Regions from separate parts of the Homo sapiens genome. Here region 1 is linked to region 2. Evidence: chromatin contacts called from ENCODE Hi-C or POLR2A ChIA-PET data. All regions are on one chromosome and are shown on one strand. Each heading gives the region's core, a stretch centred on a gene start or an enhancer-like site at or near the end of the contact. The rest is flanking DNA. Distances are from core to core; before and after follow the strand shown. Region 1 has its middle 19 kb from the start of SIAH3. Region 2 overlaps SIAH3 (siah E3 ubiquitin protein ligase family member 3).

Region 1 (5,553 bases), core at 2,175-4,674, 37 kb before region 2:
GGATAGCGCATCCCATGAAGAGAACTTTGTTCAGTGCTGTCCTGCTGTGGTTGGCAAAATATGTCCAAGGTATGGCTTGTGGATGGAAGAGCTGCTTGCTGGCCGGATAACAGGGTGGCAATAGAAATAATCAATAGACAACGGGGGAACAATAGACAATCCTTCAGTGCCTAGATTACTCAGAACATTCCTCTCCAGTGATTCAGCTTTAGCTTTTTTTTTTTTAAAGCAATGTCTTGCTCTGTTGCCCAGGCTGGAATGCAGTGGCATGATCTTGGTTCACGACAACCTCAACCTCCTGGGATCAAGAATCTTCCTGCCCCAACCTTCCAAGTAGTTGGGACTATAGGCATGTGCCACCATGCTTGGCTTATGGGCTTTTTTTTTTGTCAGTTATGGAGTCTCAATTTTTTGCCCAGGCTGGTCTTGAACTCTTGGCCTCAAGAGATTCTCCTGCCTCGGCCTCCCAAAGTGTTAGGATTACAGGCAAGAGCCACTGAGCCTGGCCTAGCATTGCTTTTAAGGTTGAGAATGATCCCAGTTAGAACAAGCCAGCCACAACAGAAAGACCAGGTACCTGCTTGGATGGTCTCATGCCTTTCAGGATCCCTGGAGTAAAAGCCTTGCTGCCTTCTGACTTTCCTGGACACTCCCAAGTTCAGAACTGAATATAAGTCCTATTCGATAGGACAATAGAAGCCAAGAGGCATTAACAGTTTTCTGGGGTGAAGGGGCAAGTTCGGCAAATGATGACTTCCAAACAGCCTCCAGAACCCAGCTAGGCCAGGATGGGAGCCTGTGGGGTGCTGTTTCCAGGTCCCCCTGCTCAACTAGCAAAGCCCCATATGGGCTATATCAGATGGCCTCTGCCCTGGGTAGGTCTCAGACCCTTCTTCAGTGTGTGACTGGAGGAGGGGAGGCTCTGGCTGCTTCTGAGTACTTTGGGACACACTCTATTCAAGCTTTGAGAAGGTAAGCAGATGGAACATCCACGTGTTACCCTCCAGGAAGGGTCAGAGTTAACTGCCACCCAGTTCCCACACTCAACCAGAAGGAGGTAGAGTACCAAGTGTCATTCTGACAAATCCCAGCTGGTGGAGAGGGTCAGAACCTTTCATGTGGGCTGCCAGAAGGCAAGGAGATCATCTGGGCTCCAGATGGTCTCTGCAGGGAGGGCAGGGCTGCCAGAGTCGGGCCTAATTGTATGGGTGGGTTTTGGTAGGACAAGGGCAGCAGTGGGAGAAAATGAGGCAGAAGAAATGACAGCACTCTCATGTTCCCCTATTTTCTCTATAGTCGCTGAAAATTTCTAGCCGGAGTCATAAAATCTGGACTCTCAAATTCCTTTCAGTGCAGTATTTCTCTTCCTAAGTAGGAAGGAGCATTCTGCAACATTATTGGCTCTCTACAAATCTTTTCAAAGTAAACAAAAAATTTCTTACAGGTGTAACCTAGTTAAAACTACAAATCTTTTGTCACCTTTTATGTAGAGGAGAAGACAGTCCTCAGGGGCAGTTGGCATGAATATACTCATAGCCTTAGTTTTGCATCAGGGTACAAGTAATGCAGAAAATTAGGAGCATTCTGTCCTCCAAAAGTGTCCATGAAGGAGGATCTGCTGAGATGACACAAGACGCATTCCCTTCACCCCGGAAAACTGTTTAATGCTTTCTTTGTGTTGTGGATAGGACTGCAATATTGCAGCTGTGTGTGTGTGTGTGTGTGTGCGCGCGCGCATGCATGTTTCTTCATAACTTAGAGAAAGAACAAGCTTCAGAGAGAAAGACTAGAAACTAAAGGAAACACAAATGTTGGCCTAATCAGGAACCAGATATTACTTTTCAGTGTGGGGCTTTTAGCTCACGAGGCCTTCTCCCCAACAGCCGTGGCTCTTGGCTCTTACTTAGCCCAGTCTCCTGAATAGTAATGCCTGTTTCTAACCTACTGGATAGAGAGGGCTCAAATATACATTTTAGGTAGCCCCTAAAAGGAAAACCCAAGTTTGAGAAGTATGCCATCAAAGCTTCATTAAACAAAGACAGTGTTTCACAGTAGGGGCATACATCTTGATAAACATGGAGATGCAGGTGCTGTGGCTTTCTCCTGTCCTACCTGTAAATGCACCCGAGGGTGATAGCCATGAGCACATCCAATAACTCTAATAAATGAATAATAAATAAGCATGCAATCAGGACACACTGTGAGAGAGTAATACCAACAGGCTGAGGCAACACCTCCCCGGGGGCAGGTCAAAGTCAGGTTGAGATGAGGGAAGACAGAGACCCTCTCATATTGTTTTATATTGTTTTATACTCAGTACCTGTTTTAAGAAAAAAAACAAAGAAGTGAAATCAAAGACAGGCAGCCTGGCGCCAGGCCCAAAACCAGGCCTGGGCCTGCCTGGCCTAAACCCAGTAGTTGAAAATCAACTCATAACTTAGAAACCGATGCTATTCATAGATTCCAGACATTGTATAGAAGAACATCGTGCAACTCCCTGCCCTGTTCTGTTTCTCTCTGACCACCGGTGCATGCAGCCCATGTCAAGTACCTCTTGCTTGCTCAAATCAATCACGACCCTTTCATGTGAAATCCTTAGAGTTGTGAGCCCTTAAAAGGGACAGGAATTGCTCACTAGGGGAGCTCGGATTTTAAGGCAGTAGCTTGCTGATGCTCCCAGCTGAATAAAGCCCTTCCTTCTACAACTTGGTGTCTGAGAGGTTTTGTCTGCTGCTGGTCCTGCTACAGAGACAGATCAAAGAGGAAATATTAGGATCACCCATTATAGATTTCCTGACCTGGGCATTTGTCCAGGATGTGCAGCCACAAGAAAACTCCTAAATACATAACTAGCACATCACCACTAGCCTAGCCTCCTTGGAGTCCTGATAGAGTCTACTGAAACCGTGGTGGTTGTTTTCACGTGGGCTTAAGATAGTCCCTGGCAGCTTCAGGCCAATCGCCTTGAATACTTAGATCATGGCAAAATTGGGTGAATTCTGACTTCAGCATCAATCAGCTTCTTCACCAGGAAAAAAAGAAAATGTGTGTGGTGGGTGGGGAAGGGAATTAGGTTATTGAGTGGGAAGAATTAACGTAATGGAAGGGAACTAGGAGCTACGTAAAGTGTATGAATCCATTGCCATGTATAACTCATTCCTTGAAGCATTTTTTTTCCTCTTTATGTCTCCTAGAGGGTTTGGTCCAGTGATTTTGGACAATGTATGAGGCTGCATTTAAATCTGAAGCAGGGAGGATGGAGATCCTTCACTGAAGAAAGAACTATGGGGCAACGGCGAGTAGAGAGGAACAGCGGATGCGTGCGAAGACTTGCAGAGCTCACCCTTCTCAAAGGAATGCAAGGAGGAGGCACTATCTAGTTAGAGAAGTAGTCCCTCTCCCAGGAGCCTCTACCAGGAATGCCATGGCCACTTTTAATAGAAACACCCAGAGCTGGCCTTTGGCCGTGTTCCTGTCGGCCCTGGGAGAGGAAAAGGGGCTCGGGGCCAGTAAACTGTGGTGCGTTCTATTACTGTTGTTAGCATGACCTTCAGAGTAGCAACAAGGTACTAGAGTGTCGTTTAGAAATGGAAGACACAGTCTCTATTTCAGTCCACAGTGTAAAACAGTTCCAAGGTCACACATAAATTAATCTAACAGTTCTCTGTATTCATTTTACACACTTAGCATTGTACCCTGTACACAAGGCCTTTGGCAAAGGTTGTGGCTGATGATTGAAGGAGAAAGGGAGGGGGAGGAGGGGAGGAGGAGAAGGAGAAGAAGAAAGAAAAGGAGAAAAGGATCAAGAAGAACTGAGGGAGAAAAGGAGGTAGAGAAAGAGGAGAAGGAAGAGAAGCAGAGGGAGGAGGAGAGTTTGGTGTTGAGGCCTTGGAATGGTTGGTGTAGTCTTTTCTGCAGAAAGGGGTAAATTAAATGATCTATACTATTCCTTATAGCCTGTGACAAACTACTTTACTTTCGTGTCGGTCCCAGATTCTATAAATACTAGTATTTCACCTCTTGGTGTTGAGCCTATAATCATTGAATAATAAATACCTATTAACTGATTTTATGAATCTATTTAAGGGTATGTGAGTGGAAAAACTAAGCCTGCTCCACCACCAGGCAGCTTGTTAGCAGTGGTGTGCAAAGAGAAAATGATTAGGCAGGATCCCAGATGGAGAACCGGTCCTTGAATACTGAGCTTTTTTGATCCCATTGCTAAGTCCATCTTTTCTGCTGTGAGGAGAAGAGTAAGAAAGCATCAAAGCTGTGATGTCAGAGGCAATGCCTTCCTTAACAAAGGAGAATCACACACTACCACTGAACCATTAGGAGCTTGAAAAGTTAGCTTTTGTTTCTCTTAGAGAGGTCCAACTTCTTGTTCTCTCTGTTGATTGAAGTGAGTGGATTTTGAGCGCCTGCTGTTCATTCACTCATGCAGTGATTATCTGTTTAACTAGATATCTGCTAGGTGCTGTACATCATTCATGCCAAGCCAATTTAGAAATTGTTGGTGCCCTCAGGGAACTTTCAATCTAGTAAGTCTTAAAAGTATTTATATATCACTACAGCTTAAGGCAGGATGAGGTGAGAGAGCTGCTTGGGAAAGCTAGCAGGTGCCCCAAGGTGATAGAGATGTGGCGAGAGAAGAAACCTGCCATCTCCATTGTTGTGTGAGGACAGGAGAAGGAAGGGGCCCATGAGAATGCTGATCATCAGGTCCTGAAGCTTGATCTGACACTGCAGGTGTACAGCCAATGTGTTGCCTTCCCACCTCAACCCCCTCCTGCCCCCACCTGGACACACTCTTTGCTGCCTCTTTAAGAAACAGTGACTTTTGGCCCTCTGCTTTGTGTTTCAGGTTCTAAAAGTCTGAGACTACTTCAAGTGCTCTTAGCATTTGTGCAGTCAGGAGACTAAATCTCTGATTACAAGTCAGCAGTCCAAGAAAGGAACAGGGTAACACGATTGTATGCTGACATTTCTGTAGTGTCCAATCTGAAAAGTGCTGGCTGTTTTCTAGGTTATCTATTCTATGAGCACTCAAGGTGAAATGTCCCAGCATTATCAAGAAATAGCATCATTTCAAGCCCTGCCATTACATACGCTAAAAATATCAGGTCTCGGGGTCTGCAAAGAGGAGGAAAAGAAATCAACTGTCTTCACTGAAACACACACACACACGCCCCCGTGCGCGCGCATGCACATACACATACCCACACACGGTTTCTCAGTACTACCTTTGTTTATATTACTGACTTCTGTTTTTTTGTCCTTAGCCCCAGAACCTTCTCGATGAATGTAGGTTAGCAAATCTCAAAGAGATGCTGTTTTTATGACAACAAGGTATCAGGGCCTCTCCTAGAATTAACCGGCTGCCTTCACTAACTATAGTACATGATCCAGACTCTTTACAAGGAACTGTCTGGTATTGGTGTCTGTGAGCATTTTCTTTTTTACAAAAGAGAAGGAAATCCAATCTAAGAGGTTACCATCAACATTGATGCTAAAATGCCAGTGGAGGGTGAAAAATAACAGATAATGCTGAGA
Region 2 (5,793 bases), core at 537-3,036:
AGGTTTAGCTTTTTGGGGACCTCAGTTTCCTCATCTGTAAAATGGGGTAATAATAACCGCCTGCCTCCTCCAGTTGTTCTGAGGACTAAATGAGTTAATATAATAAAGTGCTTGGCACAGAATAAATGCTATACAGATGTTAGCTGCTATTATTGCTATTGTTGTTGTTATTATTATCATTACTAGATGTGAGGAGGGAACACTTAGTTCATAGGTCCTGATGCTAGTGTAGTGAAAGGAGAGAAAAGAATCTACTGTGTCCGGCTTCCATTGACTGGATTACAGCTGCTCTAACCTTGACTGATTAGTAGTTGATAATCTGAAGACTAGTTCTCTACATGCTATTGAGAAATACTTCAAGTTTCATTTTTGGAGAGGCTGGGAAATAGTCACTATCACAATAATACCAAAGTTTGGCTTTTTTGAAAAATGGGTTTGAGATTTGTTTGTGAGTATATTCAAATAAATCAGGGAGCTTTGTGGTTTGGGAGGTGGTGGGAGAGAATCAGTCTTCCTCTTTCTGCCTTTCTAGTCTATCTTGTGGGCTCTCACACCTGCTGAAGGGAACAAAAGAACATGAAAAGGGCCCTTTAATAATTAAAGGACAGTTTATATTTACTTGTCTTTAAATACACACTTATAAAGCACTTACTATGTGTTAGGCACGCCCTGTTCTAATTACCAATATTAATTTATTTGATCCTTAAATAACCCTGTGAGATAGAGCTATGATTATATAGATGAGGGATCTGAGGCCCAGAGAGGTTTAGCAGTGAGTCCAAAGCCACACAGCAGCAAGTGGTAGAGTCAGGATTGTGAACTCAGGAGTTCCTCCTGCATCACCTCCAGAAGGCCTAAGTTTAGGTACCTGCACAAGACGGTCAGCACCCCTCTTCTGGCCCACAGTAGGTCGGTTTGCGGGCTTGACTCTAGGTGGCCCAGCTTTGGAAGGGAGGTGTCATGCCCCACAGACACTGAGCTGGAAGCCCAACGGGACAGCCTCCAAGAGGACCGGGATGCTGCCCACCAGCCATAGGCCCTGAGCTCCCAGGGAGAACTGCCCTGGAACCCGAGGCCTCTCTGCTGCATCTTCCTATTGGTTTCCTATTCCTCAGTCTCAGAAGGTGCTAACTTCTGAATTTCAGTGAAATTTGAGGCCCAGGGGATATTCTCCCTTCTTTTCCAAGCAAGAAGAGAAAGTCCCAGGGAGCCCATCGATGTCAGTAAGCAGGTCTGTGTGATTGCTGGGCCTTCACAATCGGACAGCCTTTTCTTTCCCCTGGTAGAGATAAATGCTGATAACTCAATGATGATGAAAACATTGTAAAGTGTCAAGCACAGCATGTTTAGTTACAAAAGCTGGGAATAATTGCTTCAGCTTTGCTGCTAAGAAAACCAGTTGTTGAGTCCAGGATAATTCTAGTAAGAAATTGGCATTCAGGGATTAATTGTTTGGAATGTAATGACTGCTACAACCCAAACTAATGAGAACAGAAGGCAGTTTCCAATTAGAATTCCGGGAATGAGATAGGCTTTGCCAGGCTGAATGGTACAGAATGGAAGGGCTTTTTTTTCCCCTTCTTTTTTTTTTTTTCTTTTTGACCTCAGTATTGGTTGGGCGAAAAATAAGAAAGCATTTTGCAAGAACAGCTTCTGAGAAGACCAGCCAAAAGTCTGTGCAGACGCCTCAGGAAAACTCCTGATTGATTGTTAAAAGCCTGGCTGAGCTCTTCCTGGAGGCCCTCAGCAGGTTGTGGGCAAGAAGGCCAGGGTGAGTCATCGCCATGCTTGGGAGAGGGAGCCAGCTCTGGGCATGGAATCAGACCTGTCCCTGCCACTTACCAGCTCTGACCTTCAGCAGGTCATGTCCCCTTTCTGAGTCTGTCCCCCTGTTGCAAAACCAGAATGGATAGCAGCACTTACCCTGCCAACCACAATGGTTTATCGTGAGGATCGAATGAGAAAATATCTGACAAGGTGCTCTGCAATCTTTAAATCACAATGTGGATAGAGAGTATCATTTGGATGAACCACCCTCTTTCTCTTCCTTTTATTTGTGTGCTTAGCCCTGCCTTGTTCTAAAAAGGACTGCCGTGTGTGTGTGTGTGCGTGTGTGTGTGTGCATGTGTGTGTGTAATTTCTTGCAAAGCTATGAGCGCCATGTAGAATAACTGTCATGGCAAGCAGCTGGTCAGTACCAAAAAAGACCCAGGGTGGTTGACTGGGTCCAGCTACACAATAGCCTGAGGGCCCTGGGAGGGATAGCTCTAAGGGAGTCTAGGATGTCTGACCTTCAGCGATGCCCTTGTCAGACCTGGATCATGGATGATGGAAGAGAAATGAGGAAAAGAAGTGGGAGTAGCTCCTTCATTCAAGTGTTTATTTATTGAGCACCTTCTATGAGCATATATTTATTGACACCTGCTATGGAAAGTGGTGCTATAATGGGGAGAAGAAAAGAATCCTTAGAAGATGCCCACTATAATGGGTACCTCATGGGAGAGGTCCCAAATTTGTCACCTCTTTCCCAGTTCCTATGCAGTTTCCCCCCACCTCTGTCTCTGTTTTCTGGCTGTCATTGGCAATAGGGATGCTGAACAGAATTTCCCGAATTCTTTCAACTACCCAGAAGGCACATGCATCAAAGTCCCACCACAAAATAAAGACTCTTCAGATTGCCAACAGGACTTGGATGATCAGAGCATGTTCTGAGAGAGGATTTAGACCTGATACTTTTAGGATAAATCAAAGTCAACAGAAAAATAACAAGTGTTTCTGAGGGTGTGGAGGAATTGGAACACTTGTGCATTGCTGGTAAGAATGTAAAATGGAGCAGCTGCTATAAAAAATAGTATGAAGCTCCCTCAAAAAAATTTAACATAGAATTACCATATGACCTAGAATCATACTTCAGGGCATATACCCAAAAGAACTGAAAATAAAAAGTCAAACGGATGTTTATTGCAGCATTATTCACACTAGCCAAGAGGTGGAAACAACCGAGTGTCCATCAACAGAGGAATCAATAAACAAATGTGGCAGATACATACAATGGGATATTCAACCATAAAAAGGAATGAAATTCTGACATCCTACATGAGTAAACCCTGAAAACATTATGTTCAATGAAATAAGCCAGACCCAAAAGGATAAATATTAGATGTTTCCATTTACATGAAATTTCTCAAATAGGCAAGTCCATAGAGACAGAAAGTAGATTACAGGTTACCAGGGATGAGGGAATTGGAAACAAGGAGTTCCTGCTTCACGGCCACAGTGTCTCTTTGGAGCGAGGAAAGGTTCTGAAAATAGATAGTGGCGATGGTCACACAAATTGTGAATATAATTAATGCCACTGAATTGTACGCTTACACATGGCTAAAATGGAAGATTTTATTTTAGATATGTTTTACCACAATACAGAATATATTTACTTTGCTCAAATCAAAAAAGGCCAAGTCCCCAGGCAGGGTTGGACATGGCAGGGCCCTTGCCCACCTGGGTGGCTGCACCCCACACCTCTCTTCCCTCCTCCCTAGGCACTTCCGGCTGGCTCTCCCTAGCACTCATCTTGCCTTCCCACCCCTGGGCTGGAAATGCTCTCCCGCCCTCCCAAAGTCCATCTTCTCAGGCCAACCAACCAAGGTGGGATTCCCTGGCTGTATGCTCTCAAGGACCTATGTTCCTTTTCTCCAGAATACGCAGCTTAGCAGTGGGATATCTGAATGGTGTCTGACTCCTCCATGAGACATGAATGCTGTGAAAACAGGGTTTTGGTTTCATCTCTCCACTACAGAGACACTGCCCATAGTAGGCCCTCAATAAATACAAACATGTTGGGTGAAGAGACACATGAAGAAATGAGCTGTTCCATCTTCTTTCTCATGTCCCCTCCCTCCTCTTTACCCCATTATCCATTACCCACAGCACTCACCGCTGTCTGAAACAGTGTGATGTCTTTATTGCTTTGTGTTTCTATGGTGTCCCTGCCTTCTCATTAGAGTATAAACTGCTTGAGAGGAGGGACTATTTCTGCCTTGCCCACCATAGCTTCCCCAGTCTAGAACAGCGCCTGGCATATTGGAGGCTCAATAAATATCTACTGAGTGAATGCATAACAGACCTTCATTAACTCCTTACTGGATTATCTTCTACTCCATATCAGTGCCAGAGTTGTATGTCTACAAATATCAATTTGCGCATGACCCCCTTCTGCTGAAAGCCTTAGTGCCTCCCTCAATTCCTGGAAGTAATAAAATCTGTGCTCCTTTTGGTGCATACACTGGCCTCTCCTGGCAACCCCTTGTCACTGATCATACCTTCTCACTGCTGGAAGGCTCAAAGTCATTATTACATAGACGATTCATTTTTTTATTTTATTTATTTATTTATTTATTTATTTATTTATTTATTTATTTATTTTGAGGCACAGTCTCACTCTGTCACCCAGGCTGGAGTGCAGTGGCCCGATCTCGGCTCACTGCAACCCCCACCTCCCGGGTTCAAGCTATTCTCTTGCCTCAGTCTCTCAAGTAGCTGGGACTACAGACATGCACCACCATGCCTGGCCAATTTTTGTATTTTTAGTAAAGACGGGGTTTCGCCATGTTGGCCAGGCTGGTCTGGAGCTCCTAACCTCAGGTGATCCGCCTGCCTCAGCCTCCCAAAGTGCTGGGATTACAGGTGTGAGCTACCAGGCCCTGCCAACATAGACCATTCTTAACTTATTCTGTGCTCTCTCCCCAAAATACCTTCCTCTGCCTTTTTTTGGTTAGTACTTTCTCACCTTCTAGGACCACTCAGAGGTCCTCTCCTGCTCAGAGCCCTTCCTCAAACCTCCTATGTCTGTCTCTGACATGGTATAAAACTGCTACCCAGCTGGGTTCTCCCACTAGACTTGAGGCCCTGAAGAGCTGGGAGCAAGTTTAGTTCATCTTCATGCCTCAATGCCCAGCAGAAGGTAAGCACCAGTGAAGAGGGCTTTAACCAAACCCAACTCTTCAGAGTGAATTTGGGAATGAAGCAAGTTGCCTCTTGATTGAGATGAATGACCTCAGTGTTGTAAAACCACCCTTAGGCCAGGCAGGTGTGTACGCTAAGCTCTGCAGGACCCACCTGGCCTGCCTCGGGCTGTGCCCCTACCCCACGCCTTGAGGAATGTGCATCCCCACCTGACTGTCCCCACTTGGAGCTCACACTTCCCTTTCTAGGTCTCTCTCTGGGTGCCTGGGGCTTGCTTGTCTTCTGCAGGTCTGTCCTTCTCCCAAGAGTGCACAGTGCCACCAGCATGCATGCCCCTGACAGGTATCCAGGCTCACTCTTTATGGAGACTTTAGACAGAACTTGGATGTACAGGCTCAGGTGGCCACATACATCAGGTATGGGATGGAACTAGGGATGAGAAGAGAAGAAGGTGGCTGCCCCTGGGGCTACAGCTGACTGTTTCCAAGGGACGTATTCTAGAACTCCAAGGAGTCCGAGCCCTCTAATTCAAACCTGGCTTTCTCATGTGTTATGAAGATGTTCATTTATCAAGATAGGAAGAAAAATGGACTGCATTTAACAGCCTATTGGCTTAGTGTGTACCTCTGAAACATTTAGACAAATGGTTCATGCTTCTTTCTGTGACCCTTGCCCAGGGTCTCGCAAATGTTAGAGGCAGGCCTGTACCGCAGCCAGACAGGAAAGCTGCACCCCGGGACAGAAGGCTCCTGGGGTGTGGTTCATCATGGCCTCGAACCCAAGCGCCTCTAAAAACAAGATAATTGCTGCCCTAAATAGGAGTGAGATTTA

The links. A loop is a pair of places that touch in the nucleus more often than their neighbours do. ChIA-PET counts read pairs that join two places held with the same protein, here RNA polymerase II (POLR2A). Pooled maps may share reads with other maps.
Region 1: a pooled map shows a loop between it and region 2 (2.6-fold over the local background). The contact joins two enhancer-like sites. A Hi-C loop is called at or near these places in 4 of 168 maps with a recorded cell type or tissue (CD4-positive, alpha-beta T cell, Right ventricle myocardium inferior, gastrocnemius medialis and 1 more) and 5 of 50 pooled maps. POLR2A ChIA-PET finds 5 or more read pairs at or near these places in 5 of 52 experiments (H1, MCF 10A, T-cell and 2 more).

What each region holds. Positions count from the first base shown.
Region 1 is chr13:45,868,319-45,873,871 of GRCh38, reverse strand. No RefSeq gene overlaps it. Among named protein-coding and RNA genes, the nearest start is that of SIAH3, 19 kb to the right of the region's middle. Within about 2 kb of position 3,424, at least 4 of the 41 ENCODE cell types and tissues checked have a DNase peak (open chromatin) inside an H3K27ac peak, as active enhancers do.
Region 2 is chr13:45,829,809-45,835,601 of GRCh38, reverse strand. The region is part of intron 1 of SIAH3 (siah E3 ubiquitin protein ligase family member 3); the gene reads left to right. Among named protein-coding and RNA genes, the nearest start is that of SIAH3, 19 kb to the left of the region's middle. Within about 2 kb of position 1,786, at least 6 of the 41 ENCODE cell types and tissues checked have a DNase peak (open chromatin) inside an H3K27ac peak, as active enhancers do.